2 separate regions of the Homo sapiens genome follow, and region 2 is linked to region 1. A link is a loop called in an ENCODE intact Hi-C map of the cell type or tissue named here. Cell type or tissue: heart right ventricle. All regions are shown on one strand. Each heading gives the region's core, and the rest is flanking DNA. Links, peaks and the distances in the headings are about the cores only.

Evidence for each region. A loop is a pair of places that touch in the nucleus more often than their neighbours do. Peaks named below come from ENCODE experiments on the same cell type or tissue, not always from the same donor. Only the 100,000 strongest peaks of a DNase experiment are listed, where the experiment ranks them.
Region 2: it touches region 1 in a loop (2.6-fold over the local background); 36 of 110 quality-filtered maps call a loop at or near these places.

What each region holds. Positions count from the first base shown.
Region 1 is chr5:78,466,521-78,469,442 of GRCh38, reverse strand. The region is part of intron 8 of SCAMP1 (secretory carrier membrane protein 1); the gene reads right to left. Among named protein-coding and RNA genes, the nearest start is that of SCAMP1, 110 kb to the right of the region's middle. In heart right ventricle, for the core only: a CTCF peak has its summit at 1,509 (motif pointing left); no DNase peak of the experiment used is centred there.
Region 2 is chr5:78,637,081-78,640,002 of GRCh38, reverse strand. All of the region lies in intron 1 of LHFPL2 (LHFPL tetraspan subfamily member 2), which reads left to right. Among named protein-coding and RNA genes, the nearest start is that of LHFPL2, 10 kb to the left of the region's middle. In heart right ventricle, for the core only: no CTCF peak of the experiment used is centred there; a DNase peak (open chromatin) is centred at 1,432; H3K4me3 peaks cover 472 bases; H3K27ac peaks cover 2,229 bases.

The sequences.
Region 1 (2,922 bases), core at 187-2,686:
GAATATAAACAATCTGCTCAAGAGTGCCATTTTTTTCTAGGAATTCAAAAGTATTACTCTATCTGTGTCCCTTAGAAGAAGGTGACAAGTAACTGGATGACTATTTTAATAGACAATGTGAACCATCCAGAATTGATTCCTAGTCAGCAAAGACGACAGTGCTGAATGGTTCTGAGAGAGAAGTAGCATGCCTATTTGTGACTATAGAAAAATAGTACAGTGGAATTATCAGCTTTCTATCCTAGGTCATAAATAAAGTTACAAAGTGGAAGAGACAAGGGGGAGAGGTGAATGATAACAATATTTTCAAGAAAGTATAGATGATAATCCTTGAACTGGGCAGGTCCACTTATAATATGTGATTTTTTTCCAACCAAACTCACATAGAAAATACAGTATTCATGGGATGTAAAACCCAAGTACACAGAAGGCTTTTTGTATACATGGGTTCTGCAGGGCTGACTCCAAGACTTGAGTATGCATAGATTTGGTATATGGATGTGTGGGTTCTGAAACCAATCCCCTGCATATAGAGGGATAACTGTAAGAGTCACTTTTCACCTAAGAAAACTATCACTTTATATATAATAGGATATCTTCACAAAGCATTTACCATAAAACACCAACTAATGAGACTTAATCACAGTGTTCTCTATCATAGACCCAATTCAGCGCTCCCACAAAAATGAGTATCTGCAGAATATATACTGTAGTAAATAAACAAGATTTGAAACACTTCAGAAAACTTGTTTTTTAAAGAGGTAAAATAACTTTTTTCTAAAATTCTTTCAAAATGCAAAAAATTCACTATTAAAAACTACTTAATGTGAACATGACAGTCTATGAACAAATTTCATGGAAGTGATAATCATTCAAAATCAGGTCCCAAAAGGAATACAAATGATATATCATCTATTAATTACTTCCATATTAAGTTATTCTAGCCATACCAATTAACAGAAGGGAAAAGTTTTGGATTCCCTGATCCATAGTCTCCTGTGATGCATTCATTTACTGTTATTTGACACATTTATAACAACTCCCTGCTTGGCCCAAAACCATTACTCAATTCTTTCTGATAGTTCTAATAGAAAGAGGAGCTTTTGTAAAAACACCATTTGGAAATAATCTGAAAGAAAACAAGAAATCTATTTGTGAAAGATAAGGACTAAACTAGACCCTTCTCCATGCAGATGTATAGGAGACATATATTCTTTCAATATTTGAAATGTGGAGTATAAAACAACACTGTGGGGGAAACAAACAGCACAATCTCATACTGGGCCCTGCAGCACCAATGATGACCCACTTCAGTTATGCAAGACAACAGAAAGCCAACGAAATTACCAAAATCCTATTCACTTCAATTAGGATAAATATATAGGACAGAGCACATTTACCTTAAGAGAAGAACAGCTTAATAAAACCCAACAATTCTAGAGTCAAAACCGTGCACAGATTACGGTTAGAGGGCATTAACTGTTCTTGAAAAGCATGACCCCTAGTGGTTATAAATACTGCTACATACCTGCAAAGGATTTTTTGTCATTAAACTGCCAGTTTTGACCAAGTGTGAAACAGAAAATTAAAAAGGAAAAATTAGGTTTTTAAAATTGGATCTTAATTTCTATTACAGCAAGAGAAATGCCTGCTATTAAAATATGAAAGCTGGTGCAAATTATATTTTAGCTTATAGTATCCCTATCGTACTTCATAAAATCATACAGAAAATCATCTCATCTAAACTCCTTATTTCACAGATAAAGAATCTGAGACCCAGAGAAGTTTAGGAACTTGTGAACACATATAAACAGAAGTTCTGGTAACTTCTTTAACTATGAGGTAAAAACAACAACAACAACAAAATATTAGAGTATGCTGCATGATATCCATATCAATACTTTTATTCGAGAAAGTCATATTTCTTTTCAATGCCTGGCATATGAGCACCATTCTATAACTTTTCCTTTGTGTGGTGGATCCTGAAAAACTGTATACCTGGAAAATGGAAAGGAAAAAAACTGCTGGTCAAAGTATTCAGAGTGTGCACAGAGTAGTTCATTATAGAACAGCTACAGAATAAACACTTCCTCCACACCCTGGCTCTATTGATCATCTGTGCCACACATTCCTCAACCACTGCCAGTGATGGTTAAAGTTCCCTTTATACTTCACCCACAGCAGAGTCTTAATTGTTGTGAGTATTCTCCCCAAAGCCCTCTTCTGACTCCATACACTTTCTAGGCTTCATTTACTTCAACAAGTCAATACTTTCCAGTCTAGAAATCCAGCCTAAAGTTCTTCCCTTGCTCCTAACTCATATATACAAAAGCCTACTCAATATTTATATTTTAATGCCCCACCAGTTAATTTAAACTCCCCAAATTCAAGGTCAACGTGGAAAACATCTTGATCCCCAAACCATTTTTCTTGTACTCTCTTCTTGAATGGTCCATCATCTAAAAACCTGGGTGTCATCCTTGAGTCTTATCTTGTCCCCTACTTCCAGGCCCAGTTGGATTAATCCTTACCTGCTCGTTTTCTCTTGACTACATTTTCTTCACATTTCCTCAGTTCAGGCCACCATCATTACTAATCAGCTTCCTAGCCCGTCTCCTAAGTGTTTCCAAGTACGACTGCTCGGCCCCGCAAATCCCAAATGTATTTCAGAATAAATGCTTCTAAAATTCAAATCTAATCAATTCAATTACTCTCCTCCTTAAAACTCTTCTATGGCTCACTACCACTTTTTGGAGAAGATTTAAACTTCTTAACAAGACCCTGTAGGATAAAACTATACTTACGTGTTCAATTTCATCTTCCAATACCAACAACCTACAATTCTCCTAGCCCCAGCTCACACACCATGTTTTATCTCCCATCCATTCTGAGCTACATTTAATTCCCTGAATTTGCCATGTT
Region 2 (2,922 bases), core at 133-2,632, 170 kb before region 1:
TTCTCCTGGGGCAGGCTGCAATTGGACTGAATTTCACATGTTTTCTAGTTTTAAGGCATTTAGCCAGTTGTTTAAGGAAGGCTGTAATTGCATTCACAGGAGCCTCATTCAATCTTCAGATAAGTGGTGCATGGCACACACTTATTAAGGGCAAAATAACTTCTTAAAAAATTAACTTTCTCTTGCTCATAGAGAACACATTTTCTGAATTAAAAATAACAGACTGGATAGTCTGGGAATTACAAACTTACCAGTAAGCAGTGTTTTTGTATTTGTAAATGACTAACACTTGTATATTAAATAGATACGTAAGAAAAACATGGCTCACAACTTTAAAAACAATCTAAAATCACATTTGTTTTTTTTTTAAAATGGCCAACTGTCCGTTCTTAGAAGATGATTCTACATTCTAGAGAGGTATGTCTAAACAGATACTCTTTCATTTGCTCCTTCTTACAGTGGGCCTTTCAGGGTTCTTCTGCAGTGAAAACTCATAATTACCGACTTAATTACTGACTCTGCATGGATTCATGCTGTAATTCGTAGCATAGTGTGCCGGCTTAAACTGGTGACTGTAAGTCATTTTTGATCTGAATCCTTTTGGTAAGTGGGTGTGCTTAGGTTGTCTTGACTATTTATGCATTTTGTTTGTTTGTTTGTTTGTTTGTTTTTCCCAGCTTGTGCTTAAGTGTATTGTAAAGAAAGGGCAGCATGAGAGGGAACTAAGCTGATGTGTGAAATGTTTACACTATGTTACCAAGCCAAAAAGAGCTGTAGTCAGGGACAGTATGGGTGAAGAGGCCACACTGAATAATAAGAACCCCAATGGTGGTGGTGGTGGGAAGGTGTGAGAGTTTGTGTGTACACCTGTGTGGACAGGTGGCTGGGGGGCCTCTTAGGATAGTCTGACCAGCCATGTTAGGCAAGAACCACTGCTCCTTTTGGTCTGGAAACTAGACTTCTGGTCCTAAGAGGCTTCTGGCTTTCTTAATATCCATATTGGTCAACAAAACTTGAATGTTTTAAAAAATTTTAAAAACTTAATAACTGCCATCCAATTAGATTTCCTCTAGTTTGGGATGTGTATATTTGATTTTTGAAACCTTGATCATGAGACTTTCATTTCTTCTTGTGAAATTTCAGCTTTCTCAGTTCTGGCATGTTTGGCCTGTCCAGATAGTTTTGAATTCTGACCTGGTCGTCTGTCTTGTCAGCCTTCCCTCTGGGCCACAAGTCATTCTTTGATACATGCAGCCCGTCAGCCACTCAGGTTCTTTGAGTCATTAACTGGTGCTGCTCTGTTAGCCTCCCCTTGTCATTCTCCTCCAGTCCTCTTAGTAACCAAGGGTGCGTCAGCCTTTGCAGGCGGCCGGAGGGCAGAGGGTTGGAGTCTGTGCCAAGATACAGAGGAAGCTAATCATACCCGTGACCTCGACCTCATTAACATTGTGCTGGAACCAAAGAGCCAGCATTCCATGGTATTGTTTGACTTTGGATTGTCTCTGCTGATTTACGATCACGAGGTCTATAGTCCTGCCCTCGAAGGGAGGCAGATGTTAGAGCCAGATGAGAATGTGAGACACAATCAGAACTTACTGCCTCCTTTTTTATGTTTTTTAATTTATTATTTATTATTGTTATTATTATTTGAGACGGTGTCTCGCTCTGTCACCCAGGCTGGAGTGCAGTGGTGCCATCTCGGCTCACTGCAAGCCCCGCCTCCCTGGTTACACCATTCTCCTGCCTCAGCCTCCCGAATAGCTGGGACTACAGGCGCCTGCTACCATGCCTGGCTAATTTTTTTGTATTTTTAGTAGAGGTGGGGTTTCACCATGTTAGCCAGGATGGTCTCAATCTCCTGACCTCGTGATCCACCTGCCTCGGCCTCCCAAAATGCTAGGATTACAGGTGTAAGCCACCACGCCCGGCCCTTATTGCCTCCTTTTAACTTCCTAAAAACTGGGCTTTGGGTTGTCAGCTATTCATTGGGTCCTGCTGATGGTGATCTGGCCCCAAGACAAACCAGCACTGACAAGACTTGAGTGAACAGTGTGAGGGAGGAAGGCCTCTGAGAGGCTGGTGCCCGAGTGGGGAGGCTGATGTTCCAGAGTTGTGGGTAGAAGTCCCTACCCCATCAGGAGGGCTTCTCAAGCTTGACTGTGCCCAAGAATTGGCTGGAATCCTGTTAAAATACAGACTCTGATACAGCAGGGCTGGGTAGGGCCTAGGATTCTGTATCTCTAACAAGCTCTCTCCGTGATGCTTCCCCTGCTACTCCCGTGGAGCTCACTTTGAATAGCAAGGCCTCACATTAAACTGGAGCATGAAAGAGACTATGGAATAGGCATCTGGCGGCTGAGAAATGTCAGGGCTGAACCGTGCATGCCAGGAGGGCCTGTGAGGTCTGACTTGAAGTTGGTCACCTGCTACTTAGGGCTGGCCTCTATCAGGATGAGACTGCGAGCCCTCAGCCCTGGCACTTCCATTTGGGCCTTTAATAGCTGTTGGGAGCCACTGTGCAGGGATGCCTTTAATCCTTTAGGGCAGGGAGGTTATGAGCTCTTCCAGTTGAGATATGGTAAAGGTATAGGGGAAGGCTTCCCCCCCTCCCCCCAAGCTAGTTAAAATGATTTCCTCATTACATGTTGGTTATATTCCATAAGTTTAACTAGATTAGGAAGGCTCTAACTTCCTTCCATTAAACCTGCATTTTCCCACATACCCTATAACTTCAAGGTTATGCGATTACAAAGCTTTTAAAAGGTTGCCTATTGTTTCATTTGGAGCATTATTTCTGAAACTTGCCTGACACTCTGCTAAGGTGCTAGCTAGACATATGTGACCAGACCCTACCCGGGGTTTTGGCTTCATAGGTCTGGAGTGGGTCCTGGGAATCTGTGTCTTTTAAACAAAGCTTCTAGG